Regions from separate parts of the Mus musculus genome. Here region 1 is linked to region 2. Evidence: chromatin loops called from intact Hi-C (ENCODE). Cell type or tissue: left cerebral cortex. All regions are shown on one strand. Each heading gives the region's core, and the rest is flanking DNA. Links, peaks and the distances in the headings are about the cores only.

Evidence for each region. A loop is a pair of places that touch in the nucleus more often than their neighbours do. Peaks named below come from ENCODE experiments on the same cell type or tissue, not always from the same donor. Only the 100,000 strongest peaks of a DNase experiment are listed, where the experiment ranks them.
Region 1: a loop joins it to region 2, with 2.1 times the contacts of the local background. A loop is called at or near these places in 1 of 42 quality-filtered maps.

Annotation. Positions count from the first base shown.
Region 1 is chr1:75,216,578-75,222,126 of GRCm38, reverse strand. Tuba4a (tubulin, alpha 4A) reads left to right here and starts at 2,833. Exons shown (of 4, transcript NM_009447.4): 1 at 2,833-2,934; 2 at 4,693-4,915; 3 at 5,152-5,300; 4 at 5,534-5,549. The coding sequence starts at 2,932. It overlaps A630095N17Rik (RIKEN cDNA A630095N17 gene), which reads left to right. Exons shown (of 3, transcript NM_001243090.1): 3 at 1,554-2,032. The coding sequence ends at 1,667. In left cerebral cortex, for the core only: CTCF peaks have their summits at 2,463 and 2,710; DNase peaks (open chromatin) are centred at 4,019, 4,466, 4,767, 5,023 and 3 more places; H3K4me3 peaks cover 3,049 bases; H3K27ac peaks cover 3,275 bases.
Region 2 is chr1:75,288,405-75,293,953 of GRCm38, reverse strand. No RefSeq gene overlaps it. Among named protein-coding and RNA genes, the nearest start is that of Resp18, 13 kb to the right of the region's middle. RefSeq lists an enhancer at 2,782-5,549. In left cerebral cortex, for the core only: a CTCF peak has its summit at 3,148; DNase peaks (open chromatin) are centred at 755, 3,162, 3,840 and 4,405; H3K27ac peaks cover 1,657 bases.

The DNA of each region.
Region 1 (5,549 bases), core at 145-5,144, 72 kb after region 2:
GTGCTTCTCTGCTTTTCTTCTTCTTCTTCCTCCTCCTCTTCAGTGTCCTCTCCCTCTTCCATTTTCTCCTTCTTCTCTCTCTACCTTCTTTTATCTGCCCAAACATCAGCTCTCCTTTATTTTACAAATTAAGGTGGGAAGCAGGTTTACAGGAAGTCACCGAGTGCTGACTCATTCCTTGTTCTCAGCCACTCAGAGGAGAATGGAATTACCATCAAATATAATTAGTCCCAGGGCTATCCACAACACAGGGTGACCATGAGCACTGTGACGGAGACTGACTACAGAAAGAACTAGAACCTGAGTGCTTTTATTATGTCCAGCACAGGCAGAGTGGTTAGGCTCTGTAGGGGAGCAGGCTCGGGCTGTACACATCCGGGGAAGCTATGGTTGCTAGTTTGGCCTATGATTCATCATCATTCATGCCTGGATCAGAGGAAGGCTTTGCTATTCCTAGCCTGACCAAAGAAAGCTTTGGTGCTCTCCCATTGGTCTGGGGTGTTGGTCCCTGACATGGCTGAACCCATGTCAAAAATACACATTAGCTCAGGGTGCCATTCACCCCCTCCATGCTCACTTGGGTCTTCTTTGGCTCCCCACTCATGGACAGACATATTGCAGGGAAATGTTCTGATGATTAAAGGAAGAGCATGCTTCCTGTGAACCCTGATGGGGATTAAAAGGCATAAACTTCCGGAGACCCTGCCTGGACCCTCCCTCCTTTGGACCCAGCTGTCCATCATTACTATATAACTGCAATCAACCATAGCCAGGAACACAAGCTGGTGAAAATTCCGAGTCCTAGGGACTCTTCTGACATGGAGGTGACTTGGAGGGTACCTCAACCCCAAAGTCCTTGATTTTTTTTTCCTATGCCAAACACCATGAAGATCCAAACAAAACCTTTCTTCTTCTGTTTGTTTGCTTTTTGCAGTTCTAGGGTCTGAACACAGGGCCTTGTACATACCTAGCAAGCTCTCTACCACTACGCCGTACCCCCTAGCAGAATAAAACATTTCAGAGAGGGACTTTGGTCTATCAGCTGCTCAATTGCAACTCCCTGAGGGCCCCATCTCTGAAGTACAACAGTTCATTGAATGAATACATGCTTATCAAATGTCCCAAGTACCATACTAAAAACCAGGGACCCAAAGAAGGACGCAGCATAGTCCTTGCCTTGGCTCATAAGCTACAGCACATACAGGTGTGCTGTGCATATACTAAGTGTGAGTGGAAGCTGTGGGGGCTCAGGTGGCTCCTTATACATTGCTCTGCTAGCCTTGTACACAATCCTGTGCCTGTCTGACCTCAAGACTGAAGTGGTTACCTCAGTTTTACAAAGAACGGAATCTGAAGGCCAAACAGGTTTAGAGTTTTGCCTAATTGTTCAGATCTTTTTCTATCCCTTGTGCCGTGTGGGTTCATAGGAAACGAGAAGATCTTCAGAGTGGCCACTGTGTCCTGTGATCATCAAGACTCATTCCTTTGCACAGACCATGACCCATGATTGCAAGCGGCTTAACCAAATGTCCGTGTCCATTTTCTTTTTACAGAGGAGACCCTCTCCCAACCATGGTGCTAGGGATCAAACCCAGAACTTCACAAATGATGACAGCATGCTACCAACCGAACTACACACTCAGCCTCTCCCAACGAAATTCTCCTAACCAGATGTCAAGGACTAGAAAGAGATCTTGTGAAATGTATTGTATTCTTTTCTATGACTTCTCTTAAGTCAAATGCCACTAGCTACTTTGTTGATAGAACGTCTGCCATTGCTGTATATATTTCGGCCTTGTGTTATGCTGACAAACAGCTCTGTCCCTAAGAAGAGAATGGAAGCCCATGCTGGTGAAATCTTTTTCAAGTGATGACTACCTTAGGAGTCAGAATTTTTATGGCCATGAAAACCAGCACCTGGGCTCCTCCTGAGGGATTTTTTTTCCGGTGGGGGTGATGTATGTCTGAGAAAGCAGAAATAGTTTTTAGAAAGGCCTGTCCTAGTACGAAATGGAAATAAAACGTAGAAAGGAGGTATCTCTTCGACTGTACAAGCCAAGAACTCAGTGACACTAAGTCACTTGCCCAAGGTTGCATAAGGCCGACCGGATGCTGTTCCAGAGGCTCCAGGTTCTGTGCTCCACCGCAGCAGGTAGGTGGTCGAGGCGGGGAGCTAACTAATAGTGACGGCGCTAATGACGGAGCCTCTGACCAGCGAGTGGCCTGGCCGGTGAAAGGTGGCAGATTCTCGCGTCGGCCCTCACAGATTGGCTGCGCCGCTCGGCTTTGAGGGATAGTCTACCGGATCGGCACCCTGGGGCTCAGGCTCTGTAGTTCTAGGTCCTCGGCCTCCTACAGGTGTGGGCGAAAGCCTACCAACTCGGCCGGGGACCAGCAGGCGGCGGTCTGCTGTAAGGGGGTCTCGGGCGACCAGTCCCAGCTGCCCAACCCGCCCGAGCCCGGGAGGCGACGCTGGGAGGACAGCGGAGAAGGCCGGGGACAGCCGCTTTTGAAGGATTGCTTGAGCTTCATCCGCCCTAAATCGGAATACCTGCACCATGAGCGTCTACATGACGCGGGTGCATTCGAGACACGCTCCGCCACCGCACCCTGCGTCTCTGCTTCGGACCTTCGGAATCCGGGACATCGGCTCAAAACTAGGAACGAATATGGGCCGCTGCTTCTAAGCCAAACCCGACAGGTGAGAGAATCCGGAGCGGCAAGGGGAGGGGATACGCCTAGGTTTCACTCCCCTGGTGGCCACCTATCCTGACGGGGATGTAGTCTTTAAACCACCCCGCCCCATGGTGGGCGGGCTGAGCGCGCAGGTCCCGCCTCCTGCCTATAAGAGCGGTGCGGCACTGCAGCTCCGCAGATCTCACCGAGACCCGTGACCCCGACTCTACGTGAGACGTACAGCCCAAACTCATCATGGTGAGTGAGGCCCCGCCAGGATCTCTCCGGTCCTATAAACAAATGTCCCGCTTCTCTGGGGGAACCTTCCACTAGAGATCTGAAGACCCTTTCCTTAGCATTCCGAGTTTCCAGGAGATGTAAGAGTTTTGCACTTCCCCCACCTCTCCCGGTGACTTTGACCTAGTGTGTTGTCCACCTTCAGAAGCTGGGGACTGAGGGAGGGTGTTTCACTAGCAGAGAGGAGCCCTTCTGTAGTGTCCTCCTGCCCTACCAAGCGTCTGTGTTCCAACCCTCCTGAGGGGAGTCACGAGGTTCCGTACCCAGTGCTCTCCTCCGGCAGCAGAAGACCTGCTCAGCTGCCCCCGCCACCCATACCCCCTGAGTGAGTCCCTGGAACTGACCGAACACGTGCCTGGCGCCGGTTGGTTTAAGGGGTTACTTGGTACCGCACCCCGTCTTCCTCCGTGTGCCTTCTTCCCATCTACACCCCCCACATGACTCAGCACCCCCTCCTGAGCCAGGAGGGGTGGCGGGAATGGGGTTCGGTCTCGGGAGGCCAGCGGGCCCCTCCTACCCGAGTGCGGGTGCTCGCGGGTGCTCGGAGAACAGGCAGAGACAGCTGGCGCTGATCGACAGCCCCGGCCTCGGCCAGGTGGCGGGGGAAGGGAGAGAGGTGTATGAAGGGGTTTGTATTTATAGCCCGGAGCGGGGGCAGAAATCCAACCCGAGCTTTCAACTGGGAAGTAACTGGAAAGACTCCAGTGGGAGAGCAGACGTAGGGCCCAGGTACAGATGGCGTTCCCCTGGCTTGTGCAGCAAGGCGGGTTTCCTCAAGGGCCTCCTAGCAGGTTCCACTTCCTTTTCTGGGTATTTAGAAATTGTCGTGCCCCACCCCGCCCCCACGCGCCATTTGGTTGTGAAAAGGGAGGCGCACAGGTTCTATAGACCTGGGCGTTGCAGGGGTTAAATTATGGACCACCTAGATGTAGCCTTAAGTTGCCAGGGCTCCAGTATGTATACCTGTATTGCCTGCCCCTGCCGTCAGCGTTTACCCGTATTATCGCTGCTATTTCCATGTGGGCTGAGGCGAGGATGGAGGTGGTGAAGCAACGCAGAGTGTGAGGGTGGAGGTGGGGAGAGGAGCCAGATGGGATTGATCCCTCAGGGCCAGATGGAACTTAAAAGTGGAGGTTCTAGCATCCTGAAGGCCAGAATGGTCAGTTGATACCAGATGGAAGGTTGAGACACCTCTTTGCCCACAGGAAAGAAGGGGAGAGGGTTGTGAGAATTTTCAAGGCAAAGATTAACCAGGGAGGAAGCTGCTGGCTATAAACTATAAAACATATTTCTAGACGCTGCACGATCTGGAAGCAACTGGAAAGTCTTCTGTCTCTCGGTGTCTATCCCTCTCTGTGTCTTTCTCTCCCTGCACCCTTATTATAATTGCTGAAGCCCTGCCTGTCAGGTGTGCATGTCCTCTCTGTCCTGTGTATCCTGTGGATGTAACAGGATTATACAGCTCTCACTTGGTAAATTCTCTACTGAGAAGTAGGCTAAGGGGTTGGTCTGCCCTGCTGGCTACCTCCAGTCTGGGGAGCCCTGTGCTGAGGAGACTGGAGAGGCTGCCAGCTGCTTCTGACCACCATGAGTCCCAACCTTACCATACTTTTACCAACTGAGTAATCTCAGCCAATAGGCAAAAGGGTGAGAAAGAACCGAATGAAGTGGGTAGTTGTGGGTAAGGACTTATGCTGTGACCTTCTCTGTATCCCTCAGCGCGAGTGCATTTCAGTCCATGTGGGGCAGGCAGGTGTCCAGATGGGCAATGCCTGCTGGGAGCTCTACTGTCTGGAACATGGGATTCAGCCTGATGGGCAGATGCCCAGCGATAAGACCATTGGTGGAGGGGACGACTCCTTCACCACCTTCTTCTGTGAAACTGGAGCTGGAAAACATGTGCCTCGGGCAGTCTTTGTGGACCTGGAGCCTACTGTAATCGGTGAGCAAGGGGGGGAGGGGTCCCCTTTTGAGGAAAGTGGAGTGTCTCTTGAAGAATGTCTTGGCTGGGTTTTTGTGATCTTTGAAGCCTCTTGGTTTATTTGAAGCTGAAGATGGATGCTGGCAGAAGGATGAGCTAGCTCTTTTATCTATCTGGCTTCAGCTGCCACTCAGTGGGTGGGGAGGGGGAAGGAGCAGAGTCAGGTGGTTTTTGCAATGTGATATATGGTTTTTCAGATGAGATCCGAAATGGCCCATACCGTCAGCTCTTCCACCCAGAGCAGCTTATCACTGGGAAAGAAGATGCAGCCAACAACTATGCCCGTGGTCATTACACCATTGGCAAGGAGATCATCGACCCAGTGCTGGACCGGATCCGCAAGCTGGTGAGACTACATACAGCCTGGCAGGGAGGAGGGAGCTTTGGACTCTGTGCTCAGGAAAAGTATTTTTTTCGGATCCATTTCTAGGATGATCACTAGTTGTGTCTCAGAAATTGATGCTGTTAGGGGATATTCAGACTTTGTCCTAACATCTGAGATACTTTAGACCTTACAAAACTAGAAAATTCCTCAGGCCTTTCCCCTACCTATATTGCTCTTTCTTCCTTGCCTTTCAGTCTGATCAGTGCACAG
Region 2 (5,549 bases), core at 317-5,316:
GGTTCATTTGCTTGCTGGGACCATTGTCTTAGAGACTCGGCTTCCTCCCACAGCTCCATTCCTCACTATAAAATGCTGGGGCTACAAGGTCTCTTACATTGTTCATTTTAAGCTTCCATTTCATCTTAAGAGACATCGAATTTTTTTTTTTTTTTAACACTGGCAAAATTGCCTTTAAAATAATTTCACTGGGCTGAGCTGTCTGAGGCGCTGGGCTCCTATCTCTCCACAGGATGCTTCTGCCCAATGGCTGTTTTTACTTACAAGTCTATGCGCAAGCAGTGTGAGGGCCAGGGAATGAGACACAAAGGGTAGACAGGAAGGAAGACAGGGCACAGCTCCTGGATGGGAAGGGCGGGGGTCTGGGACCAGCAGGGACAGAGGCTTGCTGGTCCAGGAACAGTAGCAGATAGGATACGGCTGCTCCTCAGTAGCCAGGACTTCTCAAGACCTTGGCCCAAGTCTCTGCTAGGACAATGTTTGTGTTCTTAGAGGACAGACCCAGTCCTGGAAGTTGAGCCCAGCAGGCCCCTGCAAGAGATCATGAACTCCATCTCTCACTCACCTGGTGAGGTGCGTGCTTGTACTTGTGCCTCAGGGCGAATGCTGTCTGGGAGAGGTAGAGGAGAGGGGAGACACAGATACAGGGGACTGCCAACTTGACCTTGATCCTTCCTTCCTAAAAACCTCTGTCTGTAACTGCCTGGTCTTACCCAATTCTGGAGCCTCACGTGCCAGCTCCCAGCTAGAGCAGCGACCAGTCAGGAGCCACTGTAGGACCATAGGCGAAAGCTATTCACTAGAGGCAAGAGAGGCTTAAAGAGCTGATAGGAAGCTCCAGCTGCAAAAACAGAATTCCTGCGAGCTTACAGCTGACCTTGCTCAACCTAATATTAGTCAGCCTCAAAGAAGAATGTTTGCAGAGACAGCCTGTCTCCCAAGATAGTCTGTCTCGACTGAGCAAACAATCTCAGCAAGGAGAAGCCACAGGCCCACACAGAGTCCCTGAAGCACCATCGACTCCCTCAGTCCCAAGCCCCTTCCTTCCCCACCTCTCTAAAAGGTCCCAGCTGGCTCTCGCTTTGGCAGGACCTCCAACCTGTGGGAGAGTGCCTGCCTGTCTTTCACTGCCTGAGACATTCTCTTCGCTTGAGGTCAGATGCTGGTCTCTTTCTGCCTTCTCACTCTTTACTCTGCACACAAAATCTAAGAAAATGTCCCTGAAGGAACCAACCCCCTTCTGCTTGGGAAAACCCCATCCCTGGCGTTGTCTGGCTGGCCAAGAGCCAGGAGTTATGGAGTCTTCTGTCAGACCCCACCACACATGCACACACACACACACACACACACACACACACACACACCGCCCTGAATTTGAGAAGCTGGGCCATTCAGAATGTGACAAGTTGCATATCTGCATGACTCGGTGGGAGAGAAAAAGGTGACATCATGCGGGAAGGGGTGTTTGAACTGTCAAAAGACAGATCTGCAGCCACACATGAGGTCTCATGCCTGTAATCATGTACTTGGGAGGTTGAGGCTGAAGGATCAACAGGAGTTTGAGGCCAGCCTAATTACATAGTGAAACCCTGTCTCCTATTTAAGAAATCAAATAAAACCAAGCCATGGTTTGTCTGTCTTGAGTTCAATTGCTACTAATTAGCTGACAGTGCAGTATGTGAGAAGCAAGAGAAACTTTGGTATTTAAAAGCAGTTTATGACCCCAGCCTTATGGGATTCGCAGCATACTCTGCAGCAGCATTGAAAAACTGCATTTAACTGCTTAAAGCCAAGAATGAAGCCAATAAACACGGACACATTCCTTTATATTCTCTCAGCAAGGCCATAGACTCAATAGTCATTTCATGGGTAAGAAAATGTGAGTTTCCCAGGACCACAGAGTGTGTAAGAGCAGACTCAAATCCTGAGCAACCAGTCTCTGATGTTCTAGATGGCTCCTACAATGGGGACCACACACACACACACAGAGAGAGAGAGAGAGAGAGAGAGAGAGAGAGTCTGTTGTTGTTGTTGAAACAGGGTCTCTAGCATTGGCTGTCCTGGGACTCCCTATGTAGACCAGGCTGGCCTTGAACTCACAGACATCCACCTTGCCTTTGGCTCTCAAGCACTGGGATTAAAGGCATGTGCCACCATGCCCAGGGGAAGGAGGAACTGTAATCACACCCTAGTTTTCTGGGATGAACCTGGTAGATTTCCCCAAGTACTAGTTCTTCCCACCCTTTCACTCTGCAGGACCGTTCTAGAAAGACATCACTTAAAAGAGCAGAGCCGGAAGATAAGCACATGTCCTGATTCTGGTCCCAGAGAGATGGAATCCAGCAATCCGAAAGCCAGTTTTCCTGCCAAGATCACACGGATGAGTTCTCAGGCCCATGGGTAGTCCATGCTGCACATGCCCCATAGACAGGGCAACTGGAAAGGAAATGAGTAACGGGACTGCAGAGCGGCACTGCCAGGTGGCCAGGGAGCAGGCCAGTGGTCTTGTCTCATTTCAACCAAGAGCCTTTGGTGCGTTACTGATTTGTACTGAAGGACTGGGTTGAAAGCATCTCTTCTGTCGGCTACCTTTGTCTCCTAGGGACAGTCACAAAAAGAAAGGGGTTCTGGTGCCTTCCAGTGAGAATACTTATCAAGTTTAAGAGCCGTCACTTGGGCCCAGCCTTTCTTTTTGGATCTGCTCGCTCTTCTCTTCTTTGAATTCGGGCATCCCTCCTCGAAGAGTCCATTGACTGGCATGGCAGGGAACTTGAACCTTGAAAGACACACCACGACAAAGCCCTCTCGAAGCCCTGCAGTAGGCGATGGACTGGCTCTGTCTGTTTAAAGATGGAAGCAGGGGACGAGAAGAGTTTGATATCGACTAGGGGAGCAACAGGGCTTCAGTGGGGGCATGGCATAGTGGAGAACCTTCTGGAAAGGGGGGGGGGGGCGGTTCCGGTAGACTCTGGATTTCCACCCAGAGACAGGGCATTTCTGACTCTGCTAAGACTGTGGACATATGTCTTCAGTTCTTCACATCCTCCCCAACACAGTAAAGTAGATATGGTCACCTTCCTGGGCAGGATTAAAGACAATATATGAAAAAAAATCCCTGAAGGAAAATTCCTCATTCCCCCACTGGAGGGCTCCCCAGTTCCTGTCTCTCAGTCACTGATAAAGGTCTCTTCTGAGAAAATAAATACAGGCACTGGCTTTGGAGAGACTAGAGAAATCTGGAAATCAGCATCAGGGGTACAGATTGAAAGTGTAGTTAAGCCTACCATGGTTGCATCTATGCTGAACACACAAAGACTTTTCCCTAAACCATACAGCATAACAACTATTCACATTATAGTATCTGTTATAAGCACCTAGGAATAATTTACATATAAAGCGAGAATGTGTAGAAGTTAAGTACAGTTAAGTACAAATGCTAAGTCATTTCATACAAAGCTTTTAAACATGCTTGGACTTGGACAGCTTTATGGGGAGTCCTGATGTGTGTGTGTGTGTGTGTGTGTGTGTGTGTGTATTGCTCCCTGTACCCAGTCTTCCCTTTGCTCGTTTCTGAAGATTCTGAGCATCTTGGGGCCCTGATAAAATGCTATTAATTTGGTACCTCCAGCCATCTTTATAGAAGGAGAACTGGTGTCAGGCTGGACGAGGGTGGAGCAGGTGGGTGGGGCAGGGGGTCTTCTCTGCACAGACACACCCTCCTCTCAAGAGACCCCGGCTGGTTTACACAGCAGGCTCCTCCACAGTTACAGGCTTGAAAAAAAGCATTTGTATTTAGGCAGCCAGGAAGAGCAAGAGCAAGAACTCCCACGTGAGAGGTTTGCAATTCAGCTGCTTAGGTGAAAGCCTACGTAGGCCGTGTTCAGAGAACTGACAGAGTCTCTGTGTGGAAAATGGGTCTCCAGACCCATGCAGATCTGTTTAGGCCTAGTCTCCAGAGGATCTCGCTCTGTGTGTATTTTTATTTGTTTTTAATTTTGTTATTGCTGTTGTTTTTAGGGAACTGTTTTTTTTTTTTTAATTCAAAGAACAGTAGGCAATCGTTAGTGGGTTTTAAAGGCATGATATGATGGCTGCTATATGAAGATACAGTGACACAGCCAGATGATCATGAAGCATAAACATAATAAGTAGGTAGACAGATAAGGGGTTCTGGGGTTAACCCAGGGGGAACCTGCCAGATCCTGGTCAAGGATGGGAACAACGCAGCTGGAGAACCAGCGGGACTCTGCCCAGTCAGCCTGATCCCCCCTCACCCCCACCCCCACCCCTGCCGCTTTCAGAGAAATGGTCCCCAGCCTTGTCGCCATGGCAGCCTGTCTCCTCAGCCTGGATTGGTTGCTGGGTCGCATCATTAGTCCTGTGTCTGACCCTGTGATGGGAAACCGTTGCCATGGTTCTGTCAAGTAGGCAAACAAACAGCTGCTGTTTTCCGGGCTCCAGGAGCAAAAACCAGAGTCCAGTGTATCCAGTGGGAAATCCTGGGAAGAGTTGGAGAAGTCTGAGTTGTTTGACTTTGGGCTCCTCTGGCTGCTACTGATAAGTGTTCTACATTTAATGGGAGAGGAAGGGAAAGAGGGAGAGTCCTGCCTCTGTGTGCATCAAGTGAAAATGCCTGTTTCCTCAGTGGCTTAAGAGCACTTTCTGCTTTTCCAAAGGACCCAGGTTCTGTTCTCAGAACCTACATAGCAGCTACCACCCATCTACAACTCCAGTTCCAGAAGATCTAACGCCCTCCTCTGGCCTCTGAGAGCAACAGACTTACACATAGTGCATAGACTTCCACGTGCAGGCAAAACACCAATACACATACAATAAAAATACATCTTAAAAGAAGAAATTTCCTTGTTGGTTTTTGGGACAGACACTCATGTAGCCCAGGCTGGCCCTGAGCTCTATTCCTCCTGCTTCAGCCTCCCAACTGCCAGGATTCTAGGCCTGAGCCACCACAGCCAGCTTTCAAGGTAGCTCTTCCCAGATGTCTTTGGAGGCCGGATGGGTGAGTTCTCAGCCTGGTCAGAGTCTCTGAGGTAAGAGGCGAGAACAAAACACACATCAGGGCAGGGGCTCTGACAGCAAATCGTGGCACTTTTTCCTTTCAGACCCCAGGTCACATTTGTTCTGCCTTCTGAGACCCACAGTCCCCTCTTGTCATTACTGTTCTCTGTAGGACCATCATACTGGCCCCACCCCTAACCATCTACCAAGGTAAATCTTCACCGAAGACTAGGAAATGTTATATTTGGGAGCTACGAACAGTTGCCCCTAGGAAAGGAGAAGTCCAGCCATCAATGCTAAACCCAATGAAATTCCAGCATGGTCTGTTGCTCAAAGCATATTGATACTCAGCCCATTTTGTCCTCAGAAACTGGAGAGTATGGCCATGTGCCCAGCCCACCCTGTTTGGGAAATACAACAAAGCAAAGCTAAGACGCTCTTCTATGCAGATAGAATGAAAGCACACACACCCCACCCCCGATTCTCTCTTGTAAGGGTACAGCTAAAGGTAGCACACAGAAAGTCACATTTAT